4 separate regions of the Homo sapiens genome follow, and regions 1, 2 and 3 are each linked to region 4. The links are chromatin loops, found by intact Hi-C in ENCODE. Cell type or tissue: PC-9. All regions are shown on one strand.

Region 1 (5,000 bases), 240 kb after region 4:
TTCTTCTTAACAGGAATCAGCAAACTTTTAAATATAAAAGGTCAGATAATAAATATTTTAGGTTTGGAGGCCATATGGTATCTGCTGCAACCACTCAACTCTTCTATTGTAACATAAAAGTAGCCTTAGGTTATATATAACCAAATGGACAAAACCATGTTCTGTTAAAACTTTATTTACAAAATCAAGTGGGGGGCCAGATTTGACAAGTGGGCCAGTTTGCCAATCATTGTTTTAAAGCATTGTTTTGAATGGCTGTTTTGAATCCCTTTACTATATGTACTATGTTTCTTAAGCCTTTCTAAAGGCAGAAAAAAATGTATCTTATATAGTTGCTATAACCCATAGCACTAGAAACACAGATATGTTATAAATGTCAGTTTAATTAATAAATTAACAAATGCTGATAAAGTTTAGAATCAAGATTCAAGTTTTGAAATGTATAAGAAAGACACAAATTTGAAGAAAATAGGTAATCTATTCCAGTAAATAAAGAAGGAGAATTTGGGAAGCTTTTTATTCAGTGGGCTATGAGAAAGCAAATGAAATAGGAAAACCAGAAAAGATAAGGTTGAAATAGCTAATGGACAAATAGTAGAATCCAAAGAAGCATTCTTAGGAGGAAGGATATATAGCATTGAAGTAGAACAAAATCTGGATTGGGCTTTGGTGCTCAGACCAAGAGGACTTGGGTCATAATAATTTGAGGTTTAATTTGAGAGGAGCCACTTTACTGGAGGGAAAGTGTTTGGTTCTTTGCAAAATTAGAGTGTTAAGTTGATGATGTCCACCCAAATCTAGACAATTTTTGCATTAATCTTTGGTTACAGATGTTCTTTCTTCTGAAAAAAACAGTTTGGTTCTCACTAGGTTAACTTAAATATGAGCATTCATCAGATGGGAATATTAAATCACAAGATAAAAATATTTTGGTGACTTGGGACTGTACTATTCCACACCATAAAGCAAAAATTCAAATCATGGAAGCATGCATATTTGCAAGCATTGAGCTGGTTGTATTATTAAATGTTTCCCACAATTCCTCAAAATCTATAAAAGAAAGCTATGAAAAAACAAAGGAATTATTTGCCATCTGGCTAAACCTAATTAAATACCCCTCTAGAAAGTTGGTACATCTTTCCCTTAAGGATATTATAGCAATTTTCCATTAGATGTTGTGTTCCTCCTCAATAGTTCACAGAGGCGAAAAGATAATACTTCATTCAAACAGAGACTCCTGTTGGATTGTACAGTCCAGGCCCTGTAACCTGTGAACTAGGAAAAAAAGTGTGAGCAATCCCTACAGGTTTACCAGCGGATGCAGGGGTAAGTGCCTTATGTGGAACTATGGTGATAAATGGGAACGATTCAATTGCTCAGAAGTTTGAAGCTTCTATTTAGTGAGGCCTACATAATAATTTAACACACTCCATGAAGCACTTGGAAATGTGATTTCAAAAACCCTGTTTATTCCTGGCAACACTTAGGGTCAAAGCACTCATCTGTGACTCAGAGAATCATTGTTGATACGGATTGGTTAACATCTTTATCAGGAAGAATGTAGAGATTTATCACTTTAAGAGATCTTTCGAACAGAGACCTTGCATATTTTTGTAATGAAATGTTACTTTTCATTTTCCTAGAACCTTGGTATCATGAGTAGTTTGTACATAAATAGGTGAATATTAATTCTTAACTGCTGAGCAGAGTAGAGAAAGGTAAAATGCTAATGCTGGTAGTTTAAAGTCCATCGACAGAAGATGATGAGAAAAATATAGGTGTGTTAACCAGCTTGGATAATGATAATGTAGTATGTTTTTGACATCTGAGATATTGTTTTTATTCTAGCAATGACCGTGCTCTCCCTTAACACATTACTATTACTACTGACATTTCTCCTACTACCACCACTACTTACCATTTATGGAAAATGTACAATATGCTAGTCTTTAGTAAATTCATTCCAATAATATGTATCTAATCTTTAAAATATGCAGAACACTGTGGTAAATCCTAAGTACACACTGACGTGGCATTTCCTTTTCAGTTCTAAGCCCTTTCAGAAAGTTGTTTTATGTCCACATGTTAGGCCTGAAGACGTAACCATGGGTGATTTTTCAATATTTCCATTTAACAAGTGTTCTCATAGATGACAAATACTGGAATGTACAGAAAAACATTTACATGTGCTAATATATGGCAAAGAAATGCCAAGTGATTGGGAAAAAAGAATTGGAAAAGGCTTAGAAAACTGCATGAGATGAACAGAAATATCATATTCCTTCTGTTACATCCTGAGCAGAAGCACAGGAATAATCTTCAATAAGGTACAACCTTTAACAACTCAGTGTGTTTTGAGGACCTACTATGGGCTAAGTACATACTATGTGGTGTTTTAATTATAATTCTTATTCTGAGAAAATTTTAGAAAATGTATCACATGATATTATGAAATTATAGAGAGACAATAGGTATATTTTATCCAATTTTTCTCAGTGGTAGTATCTTTCAAGCCTATAGTGTAATATCACAACCAGATATTGACATCAACACAGTCAAGAGATAGAAAATTCCCATGACCACATGCATCCGTCCTATTGTCTCTTATAGCCATGATAAAAGGCTATACTTTTGTATGTCCACCCCCTTCTTAACACGTGACATCCACTAATCTGTTCTTTCATTTAATGAATGTTACACAAATAGAATTGTACACTATGTAACCTTTCAGGGACTGACTTTTCTTACTGAGCTTAATTCTCTGGAGACTCACGTAAGTTATATCGGGTATCAATTGCTCATTTCCTTGTATTAGTGAGTACCAAGTCCATGGCATAGATGTGCCCCAGTTTGTTTAACCTTTCCCCTGTTGAAGAATATTTGGTTGTTTTCAGTTTATAGCTATTACAATTAAAGGAGCTATAAACGTTCATGTATGGATTTTTTGCATAAACGTAAGTTTTCCTTTTTCTGGGATAAATACCTAGGAGTACAATTGTGGAGTAGTATAATAATTGCAGATTTAGATTTTTAAGAAAGTATCAATTTGTTTTCAATGTGGCTGCACCAATTTACCTTCTCACCCCAGGGTATGAATGATTCAGTTTTATCCACATACTGTCCAGCATTTGGTATTGTCACTATTTTGTTTTTTTGATTTTACCCATTCTGATATGAATGCAGTGTTACCTCATTGGAGTTTTATTTTGCATTTCTTAAGGGCTCATAATGAAAAATATATTTTCATGTGCTTATTTACCACCTATATATCCTCTTCAGTGTCATGTCCCTTAATGACTTTTGCGTATATGCTAATTAGATTGATTTTTTTTTCCTTACTGAGGGTTTTGAGAGTTCTTATGTATTCTAGATACTAGCCCTACGTTGGATGTATGGTTTGCAAATACTTTCTCCAACTGTGTAGTATATTTTTTCATTCACTTAACAACTCTTTTGCAGTGCAAACGTTTTCAATTCTGATGAAGTACAATTTATCCTTTTTCCCTTTTATAGATGTTTTTGGTATTAAGATTTTGCCTAGCCCTAGATCCAAAAAGATTTCCCCGTATTTTTTCCTAAGAGTTTTATAATTTTACATTTTATACTTACATCTCTATTTCATTTTGACTTAATTTTTTAATACAGTATAAGACATCGATCAGGTTTTTTTTTTATTTCTCTGTTTTGTTTTGTTTTTGTTTTTGTTTTGCCTATGGAAGTTCACCTGTTCTAGCATCGGTTTTTGAAAAGGCGATTTTTCCTCTGTTAAACTGATCTCGTTCCTTTGGCACAAGTCAATTGGGTATATATGTTTGGACCTATTTCTGGGGTTCTCTATTGTATTCCATTGACCTATGAGCCTAATTCTCTGCCAATACCATACAGACCTGGTTATGGTATCTATATAAAATAGGTCTTGAAAGTGGGTAAAGCAATTTTTCCCACTTTCTTCATCTTTTTCAAACTTGTTTAGCTATTCCACTTCCTTAGCCTTTCAGTGTAAGTTGTAAGATAACCCTGTCTATATCCACAAAAAAATGCCATGATTTTGATAAGAATTGCACTAGACATGTATATCCCTTTGGGTAGACTTGGCATCTTTGCTATGTGAGTCTCACAATCCATACGTAAAGTTCATGTCTCTTCATTTTTCACAGATCTTTGATTTTTTAAATCAGTGTTTTATAGTTTGAAGCATACAAGACCTGCAAATGTTTGGCTATATTTAAAGCTAAGTATTTAATTTTAAAAATGTTTGCAAATGGTATTTCATTTTACATTTTTGTTTCTATGTGCTAATTTTTTATATATAGTGTGTGTGTGTGCGTATATATACACAATTGATTTTTGTGTTTATTTTGTTCTATCAACTTGCTAACCTTATTTATATGTTCTAGGAGGCTTTTTTGATAGATTTTGTAGAATTTTTTCATGTAAGATGATCATGTTATCTGCAAATAAAGGTAAATTTATATCTTTCATTCTGATCTGCATTCCTTTTATTTCTTTTCCTCACCTTATTGTGTCTACTAGAGTTTCCAGTACTATGTGAAATAAGAGGGTTGAGAGTGGATGTCCTTGCCTTCACTCTGATTCTACAGGGAAAACATTTAGTCTTTCACCGTTAAGAATCACATTAGCTGTAAGAATTTTTTTTTAATCAAGTTGAGGAAGTTCCTCTCTATTCCTGATAAGGTTTAGCTCTGTGTCCCCACCCAAATCTCATCTTGTAGCTCCCATAATTCCCACGCATTGTGGGAGGGACACAGTGGGAGATGATTGAATCATGGGGGAGGATCTTTCCCATGCTGTTCTCGTGACAATAAATGGGTCTCACATGATCTGATGGTTTTTAAAAAGGGAGACTCCATACAGGAGCTCTCTTTGCCTGCTGCCATCCACGTAAGAGGTGACTTGCTCCTCCTTGCTTTCCACCATGATTGTGAGGCCTCCCCAGCCACGTGGAACTGTAAGCCCAGTTACACCTCTTTCTTTTGTAA
Region 2 (5,000 bases), 50 kb before region 4:
TGCCGCCACTGGCAAAATGCTTGAGATACAGTCACTCATGTATTCCTCAAACCGTCCTCGATGTTAAAAAAATTATAACTCTCATTTTACAAATTAGAAAATTGAGTCAAGACTATACAGCTGAAATGTGGCAGAGTTAGAATTTAAGCCAAGGCAAGCTGGCTCCATATTCAGTGCTCTTAAACACTCTACATTTTAACACTGAAGTTATACTTGGAGAGCAAGATAGCCCAACAATTTATTTTATAATATTATAATGAAAAAAAAATACCAAGTAAAATGAGCTCAAATTCTAATTGTGTCATTTATTACTTCTTTAATCTTGGAAAATGTTTAATCCTCTTAGTATTCAGTTTTTTCACCTGTAAAATGGGGATAATATTCAGAATCATCAAATGGGTTTGATGAAATAAAAATTTATGTTTTAGCAAATATATACTGGTAAGAGGTATCCAGTAGTAAACAGAACAAAGTTTATGCCATCATGGAGCTGGAAAAATTGTAGGGAGATAGACATTTTTTAAAACATACAAGTAACAGGATAATTACAAAGAATGATCAGTGAGTGAATGCTTTCCTTATCTGTTGCTGTGTAACAATACAACAATAAATAAAGGGATTCTGAAAAGGCACAGTGAAGATGGTTCTTTGCTCAATGGAATGATTTGAGTACCTGAAGGGTAGAACAACTGGGGCTGGAGAATGGGTTTCCAAGAGAGCTTCATTGCCTACATATAGAGTACCAGGACTGGGATGGCTCAAACTCACCCCGGCTCAGTGAGAATGTGAACATGTGGCATCTCCAACATGTCAAGATATCTGTAGAATTAAAATAGGAGATGTGAAGATACGGAGTGACTAGCAGATTAATTTGGAGAGTGTTCAAGGAAGCGTCTCTGAAGAATTAATGAAGAGCTGAAGAGGGAAAAGGATCCAGTCAAATAAAGATGATGAAGGATAATTCCAGGCAGAGCTAGTGCAAATGTTCTGTGGAGAAAATACGAAGCCTGGTAGGATGGGGAATGAGATAAAGCCAATGATTTGTACAGAGGCCAGATTAAGTGGTGTTATGCCAGGTTAGAGTTAGGAGCTTATTATAGTTCCGATGGGAAGCCATTCGAAGGTTTTGAGTAGGAGAATGACAGAATCTTAAACTAAAAGAAATAAATGAAAAGAAAACAAGGAACACAAGAAAACAAACAACAGGAAAATGGAATCCATCCTCAATTTCTTCTGACTACATCTGCTATAATCCAACTTCAGTATCTTCACAGCAGATGCTACTTACCAATTATCTTCATCTTCTATGCTGATAATTTATGAAATAAAATATTTGCCTTTAATCTCCAAATAATATGTGTACACCATGTTTACAAGATTAGTATACATCTAAAATGGGAATGAAATATTTGGGAGTTGCTGAATCTCATAAACTAATACTGATTTAACTCCAAAAATAGACAAAAGCATTTCATTCATGTGTCATTCATTCAAGCATCCATTCACTAAGCGATTTTTCCATTGATCTCCAGATATCAATAAACCAGTATCATAAAAATGAGTGTGACAGTTTCTGCTTGCATGGCATTCCTATGACACACAGTAATTTCCCTTTCTTTCTTTCCTTCTTTCTTTCTTTCCTTCTTTCTTTCTTTCTTTCTTTCTTTCTTTCTTTCTTTCTTTCTTTCTTTCTTTCTTTCTTTCTCTTTCTCTCTCTCTTTCTCTTTCTCTCTTTCTTTCTCTTTCTCTCTTTCTCTCTCTTTCCCTCCCTTCCTCCCTTCCTTTCCTCCTCCCTTCCTCCCTTCCTTCCCTCCCTTCCTTCCTTCCTTGCTTCATTCCTTCCTTCCTTTCTTTCTTCCTTTCCATCTGATATTCCAAAGCAGAAAACACTGAAGATTTTTTGGAAAACTATATGTCCTGTAAAAAATACACTTAAACTAATTAAAATGAAATTGGTTTCAAGTCTTTGTATTTTGACCCAAAAAGGTTTTGCCATAGTCATAGAAAAAGATCTGCATTTGGTGCTTCTAACAAGTGTGATTTCAGCAAACTGAAAATGGAAGTATTCCTTATGGTCTTTCTGTGCAGAGTATTTGTCCATTGTCAACAGTCCTCAGGAACTGGATTCCTTCCATGTGAAAGAAATTCCAAAATGCAATACATTCCTTAGCTTCCAAAGCAGAACCAAAAGTCTAGACAATCGTTCTCGGTGAATGACACATACACACACAATTTGCAGAGAGGACTGGTGACAAATGTCTTAGCAATTTTTTTTCCAGTTTGTTGTTATCTCTCATTCTGTACCTCATTGGAAAATAACTACAGACTTTTCAAGGCAAATATATTCGTCCAGATTTAAAAGCTAATCATTTAAAGTCTAATATTGGCCAAAGTGAATAATTGGTTCTTTGTAATCTATGGATGGCTTTCCAAATGAAACTGATCCTTTCATTATCATATCAACCATAAAGTTATTTGTGATGTCAGAGTCTCAAAACCAATATTATTGGAAGTCAATTTTTTATTTTTGTTTTTTTCTGAACCATACATTTAAATATTTGAAGCTAAGTTTTTTTCTATGCTATCTTGACTAAAATCATGAATGCAGAATTTATATCAGTGACCATTCCCCCCACAACTTTCCTCCCAAAATTCATGCAAGCACCCAGACTCACATTAAACCTTCCATGCACAGCCATAATAACCATGTTATTCTACTTCCTGTCTGTATTGCTATATTAACTAGTGGTTTAGGATATGATGTCTAGAGTAAAATAGCTGGGGCCCATTTCTGTCTGCACCTCTTATTTTCTGTGTGACCTTAACTTCTGTGTCTCAGTATTCTCATGGAGACATGATGCCAACATTATGTTATTATGATAATTAATTTAGTTAGTATATGTAAAGTACTTAGAAGTGCCTGGAACACCATTAATATTTAACCAATGCAATATTCCTAGGAATTCAGTTAGATTTTTTTTTCTGTTGTTTTGTTTTGTTTTCTGGGTTCTCATTTTCCTTCTTAGTGTCCCTGTCTGCTTTCTTGTTTCCAAAACTAGGATTACAACCTCTCATTCTTAATAACATACATAATATGGTGTATTATTATTATGTATGTTCTCTTATTTTGCTCCTTTGTTAAAGGCCACTGATAGCTTCACACCGAAGTTCAACTATTTCCTGCATATGAGGGAGACTGAGGAGCAAAGAGAGTGTTGGAATCACCAGCATTAGAGGTGCAGGGGGCTTTCCAGAGGACAAAGAACTCTGGGATGTAATCCATGGATTATTGTCATAGAGGTATCTGACTAGGTATCAAAAAGACTTTCAAACAGTCTGTTCGTAGATCCATCAATTCAACATGAGGGTCAGAGCAATGTGAGATATCAAAACATAAAATATAATTCTCTTGACTCTAACAAGCTTTTAGATGACTGTGTATATATGAGGGGGAGAGGAGAGAATGATAAATCAACTATCTAAAAATTACATTGTGTTATTAGTTTTACGTCCTTCAAGAAATACTGAAAGAATGACAGAGGCAGGAACAAAATTTGTTCACCTAAAATAGGTGAAAGTAGGAGCAAGGAAAGGACATTGAAAATATCTGAAGATTAAAGAAATGTTATGGACCAATATGGGTATAGAGGAATAGCAGAAAATATATTAGATGAAGAGATATTGTAGTTTGGGATGGGAATGAATGAGGTCTCAAAAGTGCAATTGGTGTCCGCATTAGGAAGGTCAACAGATTAGAAGGCCAGGTATTTCTTAGCTATATGTCCAAATATATTTGATAAATACTGTAGACAAAGACCAGGCTCTCTTAGCTATGTCATTATGGTGAGGATTGTTTTTGAGAACACAAAGCCAGAACCTGTCATTCTAGTGACAGCTACTCTGACCTTACTCAAGAGTGCAGAAAAGTCTAGCCACTCCATTTCAAATCAGTTTTAGCCCTTACACTTTGGCAGCCAAAGCAGTATGGCATGGCAAAATACAATATTTTCCACAGTGATGCTGACCAGGATAAAAATCAATTTGGCTGGAAAGAATACACATTTTTCTAGTTCTCATAACATAATTAGAAATTGATCACAGAATAATACATGTAGCACAAATTTTGAGCACAAATTCCCCCAAAGCTTGTGCTCATCAATGAAGATGCAAGGATTAAGGATGCAGTCACACATTTGGGTGGCCTGAAGTCAGATAATCTCTCTCATCACAATTTTCCTGCCTATAGTATTGAAACTGATCAACAGTGCATCAACAAAACATCCTACTTCTGTTTCTGTGTCCTCTAGACAGAGTCTTCTATTGTAACTACAGATTGGACCAAGAGGTGGGATGCTAGATCATGTAGGCACTTGATTTATCTTTGCACCTCCAATACTCAACATGATAAAAGCAGAGATAAGATATTCAATGGAGTTTTGTTGAATTAGTGACTGAGTTAATAAATTAATGTATAAATTGATTGTTGAAAAGATAGAAAAATGAATGATTAAATGAATAAGTGAAAAACAAATCGTGGGTTCTTCTAAGATTTTTAATGAGATAATGAATAAATGAGTTAATGAATCAAGCATTATTTCCCCTAATTACTCTTCCTAGTAGATACTGTGACATGGAGAAAAAAATCTATGTTTTTTACAGTTAAGTCAGGTGCAGTGAGCTGGCTACTTTTGTTAAGTATGCTTGGGGTTCTGCATATTTTTCTGCCTCATTGAAGACAGGTTTGTTGTAAATGTTACCTTTATACTGATCCTTGAAGAAGGCCATCCAAAAATAGCCCAGCATGACAAGTTCATCATGCTGTTTCCTTCACTTCCCTAGGCTACTCCCCTATGAAAAATATTTTGATTTAGTTGGTTCATTTCACATGATGGCAGAATGAATTGTCATTTTATAGTGGACATCAGCAAAAGGATAAGAATTTACCATTAAAACAGAGTGAAACTGAAACTATTTTCGCCTCCCTCTGCTATCCTTGAAGA
Region 3 (5,000 bases), 250 kb before region 4:
GTATAAATATTAAAATCAAATTATCAGACTTTCAGAATAACATGTAGGACGATAGATTTTTGTTAGTAGCAGAATGAATTATTTCACAGAAACTGAGAACAAGTCATAAAAATTAGACTCTGGTAAATAAAATAAATAACTCCTACCAAAATGAATACACAAATTCAAAATATGAATCATAGGCTCAGAGAAGATATTTGCAATGTATATTAGACAAAGATTTAGTGGCCACAAAACATTACACCATTCTGCATGTTGTTTTTGGAAACAAACATCCCTTCTCTCACACACAAACACAAAATGGTTGAAGCATTTATTAGATACTTCACATAATAATAGAATTAAGTGAATAAAAATTATGAAAAAGTATACAAATTTACTAATAATCACGGAAAGGTGAATACAGACAATAAAATACTTATATCTACAAAATTTAAACAATGATGATAACAAGGTAGGCTATTGTGTGGAGAAAGTCTTATAAGTTAATAATTTGTGGAGGCACATGCCCTATAAGCCAGCTGTTCCACTTTTTGATTTAATCACTAAGAGAATGTACCACGTATCTACATGTATTAACTTCTGAAGGTTGCCGTAATAAATTAAAACAAACTGGGTGGATTAAAGCAGTAGAAATGTATTCTTTCAAAATTCTGAAGGCCAAAAATCTGAAATTAAGGATAGTTCTTTGTGGAACTCTGAGGGTAAGTCTGTTTCATGACTCCCTTCTACCTCTGGTGGATGTGAACAATTGGTGGCGTTCCTTGATTTGCAGACACATCACTCCAGTCTGGCTTTGTCTTCACGTGGTGTCCTCCTCTGTGTGTGCTCTTTGTCTAATTTCCCTCTCTTCTTACAAGGACACAGTTATTAGATTAGGGTCCACCCTAATCCATTAGGCCCTTGTCTTAACTTGGTACATCTGCAGCACCCTTATTTCCAAACAAAGTCATGTCCTAACATTCTGTGTGAAAATGAATTTGGGGGGACACTATTCAATCCAGTACACCACACAGAGAAAAATGTATAATAAAGTTTATCACAGCCCTCTTTGTCAAGGAGAACAATTTAAAACAACAGAATGTCCACTTATACACTAATGGATAAAAAATAAGGGCAAAAGACATATAATGGTTATACAGGTGTTAAAACCAGTGACTCAGACATATGAATATCAAAGTTGATAAATATTAAAAACATATTGAGTGAAAGAAAGAAATTGTAGGATATTCGACAGTTTTCTATCTGATATGTAAGAATAATGAATACACAACAAAACATAGTGTTTAATACATATGAAATAAAATATACAAATATGCAGTGTTACCTGCACATCAGTTTTAGGTTAGAGGTTATCTCTAAAGTGGGAAAGGGAAGAATGAGATCAGGAGTAAAGAAATCCTTTGAATATATTTATAATATTTTTCTTATTTAAAGGAGAGGAGATTTGGAGCAAATGTGTTGAAATGTTAACATCTGATACAGTTGAATGGTCAGTATAGCGCAGAGTTTCTCAACACCTGCACTACTGGTATTTGGCACAGGATTCTTTGCTGTGTGGAGCTGTCCTAGGCATTGCAGATCATTTTGATGTTTATCAGTTTGCCTGGCCTGTGTCCACTAGATGCCAGTAGCAAACCTTCCCCTCACCCCCAGTTATGACAATCAAAAATGTTGCCAAACGTTTTGTTCTGTGGATAAAAATCAACTCCGGTTTAGAACTACTGGTGTAGAGTATTCATTATATGTTTCTGTTTGTCTTTGCACATATTTAAAATATATTATTGTATATTGTGATAAAATAAAAATGTATTTCTTGCATACTAAGTTTTAATAAAAAATAAAGGTAATTATCAACATATAAACATATATAATATAAAGTATGCCATGTCATAAATTCAAGATATAAAAAATACTTACATAATAAAGAAAATTTGCAACTAACTTTGAGCTGTTTAAGATAGGCTACACTAAAGAAAAAATGTGTTGGTTTCACCTTTAAAGATGTGTAGTATTTTATAAGTTTGAGAAGTGTGGAATACCATTATAAGCAGGAACGGCAAGGGAGCAGAAGCTACATAATTATTTTACAGAATAATGAATTCTTCTGTGAAACTGAAACATAGAGTCTCAAATTTTCATGCCTTCAATGGCAATAGCATATGTGTGTAGAGCAAATGGTTGTAAGAAATTTTAGAACAGTGCGGCCTACAACAGATTGGAGAGGGCACCGAGCAGACCATGCAAAACAAGTTTGAGGGCAGATTCAGTCCATATTTTTAATTGCCCTTGTCTTAAAATGTATGGAGGGAACTACTAGAAATATGCTGGCAAGAAATAATTGATACCATTAAGAAACAGTCATTTAAATTAATATTCTTGTAGAATGTTGACACGTTAAAATTGCTTGAGTAATATACAACTTCATGGATTAGACATTTTAATATGATTAATATATCAATGCTCCACAAATTAACTTGCTGATTAAATGCATTGACAAATATAATTCTGGCAGGATTTTTGAAAAATTGGCATGATGACTTTGAAAATCCATATGAAAATGCAAAGTATCAAGAACAAATTTGGAGATCTCATACTGCATGTCTTTGAGAGGTATTGTGAAGCTATCTGATCATGAAGTGTGATAGTGACGTAAGAATCATCAAATAGATCAGTGGAACAAAATGAACAGACCAGCAACAGAGCTACACTTATTCAGTCCTTTAATTTTCTACAAAGCTTTCAATATTATTCAATTTGTATCAGTATTTGTCTTTTCGACAAGCGGTGGGATAAATAGATACTATAACTTGACGATCTTTACATTATAATATATACAAAACATAATTCAAGACACACCATAGACCTTAACATAAAAGCTAAAACCATAAGGTTTTTAGAGGAGAACATCAGAATTTCTTTGTGATTTGGAAATATGCGAAAGTATCCCAGACTAGAAACAAAAAACAATAATAACAAAAAAACTGACAAATTAGGCTTGATCAAAAATTTAAAATAAATCTTAAAATATTTTCTAAGAAAATGATTCCATTAAGCAAAATAACAGGAATGTTACAGATCTAGAGAAAATACTTGCAATACATATATGTCATACTGAGAACTGGTATTGAGGATTTTACGTAACTTCTACAAATCAATGATAATAAGATTCAAAATGAGCAAAGAATCCAGAAACTCCACAACAAAATCTACAGAAATAGTCAATAGGCACTAGAAAATATGTCTATCACAGTAATCTGGGAAATGACAATTAAAGGCATAACTGGAGAATCATCAGCAATAACAATGACATATTTTGAGAGTAAGTGGATCAATTGATATTCTCACACATTTCTGGGAGAAATGCAAAATGTTAAACTCTTTTAGAAACAGGTTTGGACATTTTTATTTATTTATTTTTGTCAAGGACTGTGTTCTCTATTAGAGAAAGATCAGAAAAGGGTCTTTTGTTTCTGCAACACTATGAATATTTTATGTATACCATTCAATAACTTTCCAGCAGCAGTTGCTTTTAACATGTTAATTTAATGCTGAAGGCCATGCCCATTATAAAATCATGTACTAATCTCTGGTGTGTATTTGAGTTTTTATATATTCTGAAGAGTGTCCCAAGAAATGCACAATTAGAACTACAATTAAAAATTCTCTGGGTAAATAATCATATGTCATATCTGTGTTATTATTTTTTATCTATATACTATGAAGAATTTTTGTTGGATAAAACATGCATGCTCTTTATTATATTCATATAGATAAGGTATGTTAACTATTTACTTAAAAGTATTTGCCTTTTCATAGACTCAAATACCAGGAGGGCAAAAATTGTGTCTTGGTCACATTTGTTTCCCAGTGCTTAGAAGAATGTCTGGCATATAATAAAAACCCAATGAATATTTGCCAAATGAAGGAATATGACAACCAGAATCGAATAGCTGCAAGACTATAAATGTTTATGAGTTATCTGTGTCTTCATTAAAAATGACATTTTAGGAGGCCATGTGGCTTGCTGAATATCTGCAGTTAATATATACTATTTTGCAAGAAATTATAAAATATTTTTTACCTTTGTAGATTTTTTAAAGTTTAAATTTTTCTTCAAATATTCTATAGAGCAGGAATTTGTATTTGCATCTTTTAATAATGCATGCTAATTACAATTTAGGGACATGAAGGCTTATATAAATGCTGAGTAAATTTTATATGTACACATTTCCCATTCAAATGATTTTCATAGCTCATGGGGCATTCAGTTAAACGCAATCACTCTTTATGTTTCATGGAAATGGAATGGGATCTGAGAGAGATGCATTTTTTTCCTCACCAATTCATTTCTCATTATAGTTCAGCGCTATATTTCTTTAATACAATAAGAATTGCATTTTGTTGTTGCTGATTTTCTTTATACCTGTTATTTTCTACAGTATTATTGGGAATCAAAATCTTCTATTTTTATATTAGGTTTTTTTTAATTTAGTTTTTTCTTGGACAATTTAGGTCATTTTTTATATATTAGGTTTTTCTTTGGCAATTTCTACTAATGCAGGTGAACAATATGTGATGATTGTAGGATTGCCAAAATTAGATCTCTACATAACAAGAAGTAAGTCATTTGTTTCCATTATCACTTTTTAACAATTATGCATGCATAGGGATTGAATCTCACTTTTAAAAAGTCAATTTTTGATCTTGCAAATGTGTTTTACTCTCCCATTGCCTGATCAGTGGAGGTTTTCAGTAGAAAGTCAAAAGAGGAAATGACTGCTTTCATGTTTTCTAATTAAAACACACACACACACACACACACACACACACACCACACAAACACATACATCTGATTTAAGAGGTGGCCTCAAAGAATTGCAAATAGCTCTTATAGTTAGAAGAAAAAAAGAAATAATTACAGTCTTTTTCATAATTTCCTTTCAAAAAATGAAGGTTAAAAAATATTGTGTTTCTGGAAACTTAAGTAATCATGCTTA
Region 4 (5,000 bases):
CCATTATCAACTGCTTAGTTTGAAATAGTTACTCTTAAAAGCACTTCATGGCAATTAAATTGTTTCATACTCACAATATGGCCCTGGTAGTTTTAGTATTTTAAACATTTTGTGGAAGTTGTCAGAGTCAAAATAAATTCACTTGTGTTAACAGCAATACAAAACAAAAACCCAAAAAACAGAGCCAGAGAAGGCCATGAAGGATTATCATGCATGAATGCCTAGTAACAAAAACAATCACAAAAGACTACAAAAACCACAACCTTGCACAAAGGCCATCACTACCTTACACACCAAAAAACTGCTCAGCAACTGCTAGTCCAACTTTGGACTGATGCCACCTTTTTTTTTGTTCCTTGCCACCAAGGATAATTATCTCAAAACAATTAGGTAATACTCTATTTTTCCTGAAAAAACCTTTGTTTTCCTTTACCTCCCTGAATACACACATAGTTTACTATGACACCAGTGTTCCCATTGTAACACCTATTCCCAAATAAACAACATTTTCTTTGAGAAATTCTCGCTCTTCATTATTTAGATCAATGATTTCATAAATTAGAGAATGCAGGCATAAAGAAGTAAAAGGAATTACTTAAGTTCTCACAGATAGAGGCAGAACCAGGCTTCTAACTTAGAGAGATGGAACCAGGCTTTAACACCTAGATTCTGCTGCTTCTCTTTGCTTGCCAGTCCAATTAAAATCAATAAAAATCCAGAAAAATGTATGTACCATCATGCTCTCATAGAGATGTTAGATGCTGAAAAATATGAATCACATTCCTTATGTAGAAAACATAAAACTGCTATTCTGAAAAGAAAGCTAAGACATTATAATACATTTATGCAATATCCAGAAGAAAAATTTGAGAACAGGAGAAAGACATTTCACATTCTGAAGAGATAAATTCCAAATTGTTAACAGATAATAGGTAATCACAAATGAAAAGGTATGAGAATAAGTGCTCACTAAATGAAATACTGATATTGCATTGCTACAGTGTGGATCACTTTGGTTGTTTCACTGATAGAAAACTGGATTTTAGAACTCTCTTGGATTTTTAGGCTAATCATTTATCTAAAGTACAGACATAGTCTGGATTGATAATTAAAAAACAGAGACATTCGAACTTTAATATAAGCAAGAACTATATAATGACCATATTTATCCAAATCCTGGTTAGTGTCTGGGAGTTAATGAGCCAAAGTTTCTAAGAGTATGCAAGCTAGGCTAGATGACCCTTTGATAAGAGTATTACAGACCTAGAGGTGGATAGACTGTTTAGCCAACTAACCTGTAGATTGCCTTATAAACCAGAAAGTCAGGGAAATAATTAATTTCCTCATTCATCAAACCTCTATTGAGTATCTATGTATTCAGTTCTATATTTTCCTTAGTAGAAAAATAAGACGTGGCCCTTTTTGGAAGATCATGCCATCATTATAAATACAATATCTAGTGACACTAAAATTTTTCTCCCTGATTTGTGCATACCCTTAAACATCTAACAAAAACAAATAAATTATTGTGTTAACTTTTGTTTTTAGCAGAGTTAGGTGGGAGGAGATAAGTTTCACAGAAATTAAATGAGTCTAGTTCAAAATAGAAAAAAAAAACTATGAATCCTTAAAGATATGAACTCAATGCCAGCGGAAAAAGAGAAGAAAATGTATTAAGAATGTGACATCCACAATTCTGCTGCCAAACACGTGTGTGCATGAAGGAGGGCACAGACACTCTCACCTGGGCCTGAGGACTGAGGCTGCTATCTAAAACAGGGATCCATCTGCCTGTGAACAATGTCATCCCACTGTGTTTCTCTGACACTTCATTGACTGTGTAATGGCATTTGATATCGCTAAAACCTGGTTGTTGTGGAAGCACTGGTGCATTACAGCAGAGAGATGCATTGTGTATGATGAGTCATGCCCCACAAATTTGTGCTCAGTCTCTGTACGGTAAGAAAAAACATAACAAGATCAAGTAACAGAGAACTGGGGAGGGAGAAAGTTCTCATTGCAGGCACAAGTACACCGCCACTTTGTGCAAGGTAAAGAGGGCTTACACACACTCAGTTTTCCACAGAGTTCTAGTAACTTTCAATAGTACAAATCCTGGATCCGATGTTAGTCGAATAATAATTCCAATGGAGGAAAAAATACTTTTCATCTGTGAGTCGCTTTTCAGAAGGGATAATGTCTAAACCTTGTTAGCCTCTTCCTGGTTACCCTGAGGTTTGGATGTTTGCCAAGAAGGAAGTAGAAGAATAAACATGACCAAGGCAAAGAGTTCGATGAGAAACCCTCAGAATTTTTGGAGAGAGAAGAGGAAAAACAATCTGAAACATGAGTATATCCAGAAAATCAGTTCATTTATGTAACCCAAGATGATTGGCAGATATTTTCTGGCTTTCATGAGTCAATCCTCAAACAAGAAAATGGACACACCTCAAGGGAAAAAAAAATCCTTGAAAGAAAATGTATATGTGACCTTCTTTACCCTCCCATTATTTTTAAAGGGAAAAACCATTACCTGAGACCACTGTCATGGTTTGACAAAGCAAATCTGCTTAACACTCTTCAAATTCTGTTTTCTATAGAGTGAGATACCAGCATCTTTCCAGGACATCTGTGAATCCTCTAAGATCTGGCCCCAGCCTCTTTTCCGTACTTCTTTCCTTCCAAAATTTCCTTCCATCTCCCCTACACTTCAGCCATATCCCTCTATGCAGGGTGCTCAAAGGAGCCTTTTCACATTTTCTCCTTTGGCACATGCTCACCTCTGAATGGCATGCCTTCCACACCTCACCCACTTGGCAAAATCTTCTCTTCTCTCAAAGCACAACTCGAATAGTCCCTCTTTATGGAAAGACATCCATGGGCAGCACCTACTCCATTTCACTTTATCGCGCACTCCACTTTTTTCACCATTTAATAAAAGCAAAGCTTTTTTTGCATTTACTTTGGACCAGTCAAAATTACAAGACCCTTTTAATATATTAACTCACTTAATCCTAGCAACAACCCTATGGAGGAGGTACTAACAGTATCTCCATTTTACAGGTAAGGAGACTGAGGCACAGAGAGTATAAATAATTTTCCAAAAATTGCATCACATGTACAAAATAGAGCTGGAATTTGAACTCAGTATATGCTGACTAACTAGTTCTTTGGTTTATATCCCAGTCATATATTCCATCATACTTGATTTCAAATATTTGTTGACTATTGTCTGTAGTTAAGTGTGAGTGTCTTGAGGGCAGGGTCTGAGCTACATTATGTGTATGTTGAACATCTTTTGCAGAGACTGCAGATAGCAGGTACTGGATAATAAATAATCAGTAAACCAGCAAAGCAAGCAAGAGTAGAAGGAGTATTATATAGGTTTTGAAGTAAATAATTAAAGATGACAAATCACCCTAGAAATAGCATTTTCTGATTTGAAAACTGTTCCAATTTTGGGTTTGTGCATGCATTTTTCCCAAGTAAGGCAGAGGGCATGGTAAATGACATAACAGAATTAAGGAGGGAGCAAAGAGAAATGGAAAATAGTGATGATCTAAGAAGAGTAGGGAGAGACTCCCAGATTCAGAGAAAGACTGAATTCAGAACACACTGCTAGCCTGGAGAAGACAGAGAGTATCCCAGCGCTGGCTACAAGCTCATCTCTGTCTGATGTTAGGCTCTGATAACCACAGGTTTCAGGCAAAGGGAAGTACTGGGAGGGTTTTGTTTGAATGAGCTGATTTGCAGGTAGTCCATAGTCGTTTGGATTGAAGGAGAAGACCAATGATTCTCTCCCTTGGGGGAGGCAAGGAAACCTTGATGACTACGTCAGGCCTCTGCCTGGCCATGAGGACTAGATCCAAGCCATAAGGAGAGGAGGCTCCAATAGTCCTTTTACAGAGGACACTTTAAGATACTTAATACAAATATATGCTGCTTCAGGGCAGGGGTGATAACCACTCAAATGGACAGAAGACTATTCTCCCCATTTAGTTGAAAATTAGAGTTTTACATCTGCCATTTAAGACCTGCAGGACATTGGCAATGTGTGCATTGGAGGCACTGGCAACGTCCTCGTGTTTCCCTGAAGAAGAACCTTTCAGCAGCAATTGTACCCTCTGTAGGAAGGGATATTTCAAGAGTGTCTCTGTTTCTTCATCACCCCCTTTCTTGCAAGTCTTCCTTATTAAAAGGCTGTTATCTGCTGGATAGGAATGGTGAGAGCCTGGCATCACTTGGTTTGTGTTTACCACTATGTACAATTTCTATACCACAAACGCAGTGGGCCACACCTTCCTGTGTATTCTTTGTTTTTCCGTGTGTGTGTGTGTGTGTGTGTGTGTGTGTGTGTGTCTTGAACTGCACATTCTTAGTGAAAAATGTGGTCATTTTGAAGTCATTTTCCATGTGTTAAGCAGACTGACCATGGCTTCCTGCTGGTCTGCTCTCTCTGTTCAAACTTCTCCACTTAAAGTTCAATGCATAATAACATCAGTCTTTCATTGGGGGATCCAGTATTTTAAATAACAGAATGATGGATGGGACCACCGCTTCAGCCTTGCGTGAAAACTGCATGTTTCAATCAAAGTATTAACAAGTTCATGATGTGTTTCCTGTTTGGCCCCTCATGGGTATTCTCCCTGTAGAATAGAACCTGGAAGGAGGGAGGGTGGTCCCGTGGCATATGGGAAGCCACAAGGAACATCAGCCGAGAGCACGTCTGTAACAGTGTGCTGGGCCTTCACATCCACACTGCAGTGAGTGTTCACAAGGGAGCTGCAGCAAGGAAGGGAACTAAGTACAGAAACTCTGGGAGGTGCGCCTGATGACAGACACGTTCACAAGCTCATGAACTGGACTCTCAAACACAAGTGAGAAGACTTTGCTGGGAACTATGTGAGCAAGCAAGGGCCAAAGTCAGCAATATATGGGTTCAGTACTGAAATTAATATCTCATAAATAGCCAAAGACTGGTCAGGCCTGGAGAAATGCAG

Evidence for each region. Peaks named below come from ENCODE experiments on the same cell type or tissue, not always from the same donor. Only the 100,000 strongest peaks of a DNase experiment are listed, where the experiment ranks them.
Region 1: it touches region 4 in a loop (14-fold over the local background); 3 of 110 quality-filtered maps call a loop at or near these places.
Region 2: a loop joins it to region 4, with 7 times the contacts of the local background. A loop is called at or near these places in 4 of 110 quality-filtered maps.
Region 3: it touches region 4 in a loop (4-fold over the local background); 2 of 110 quality-filtered maps call a loop at or near these places.

The regions. Positions count from the first base shown.
Region 1 is chr4:19,981,236-19,986,235 of GRCh38, forward strand. No RefSeq gene overlaps it. Among named protein-coding and RNA genes, the nearest start is that of SLIT2, 270 kb to the right of the region's middle. In PC-9, no CTCF peak of the experiment used is centred here; no DNase peak of the experiment used is centred here.
Region 2 is chr4:19,687,550-19,692,549 of GRCh38, forward strand. All of the region lies in intron 2 of LOC105374511 (a long non-coding RNA gene), which reads left to right. Among named protein-coding and RNA genes, the nearest start is that of LINC02438, 230 kb to the left of the region's middle. In PC-9, no CTCF peak of the experiment used is centred here; no DNase peak of the experiment used is centred here.
Region 3 is chr4:19,485,016-19,490,015 of GRCh38, forward strand. All of the region lies in intron 1 of LOC105374511 (a long non-coding RNA gene), which reads left to right. Among named protein-coding and RNA genes, the nearest start is that of LINC02438, 31 kb to the left of the region's middle. In PC-9, no CTCF peak of the experiment used is centred here; no DNase peak of the experiment used is centred here.
Region 4 is chr4:19,737,286-19,742,285 of GRCh38, forward strand. All of the region lies in intron 2 of LOC105374511 (a long non-coding RNA gene), which reads left to right. Among named protein-coding and RNA genes, the nearest start is that of LINC02438, 280 kb to the left of the region's middle. In PC-9, no CTCF peak of the experiment used is centred here; DNase peaks (open chromatin) are centred at 1,926 and 2,316; H3K4me3 peaks cover 744 bases; H3K27ac peaks cover 2,084 bases.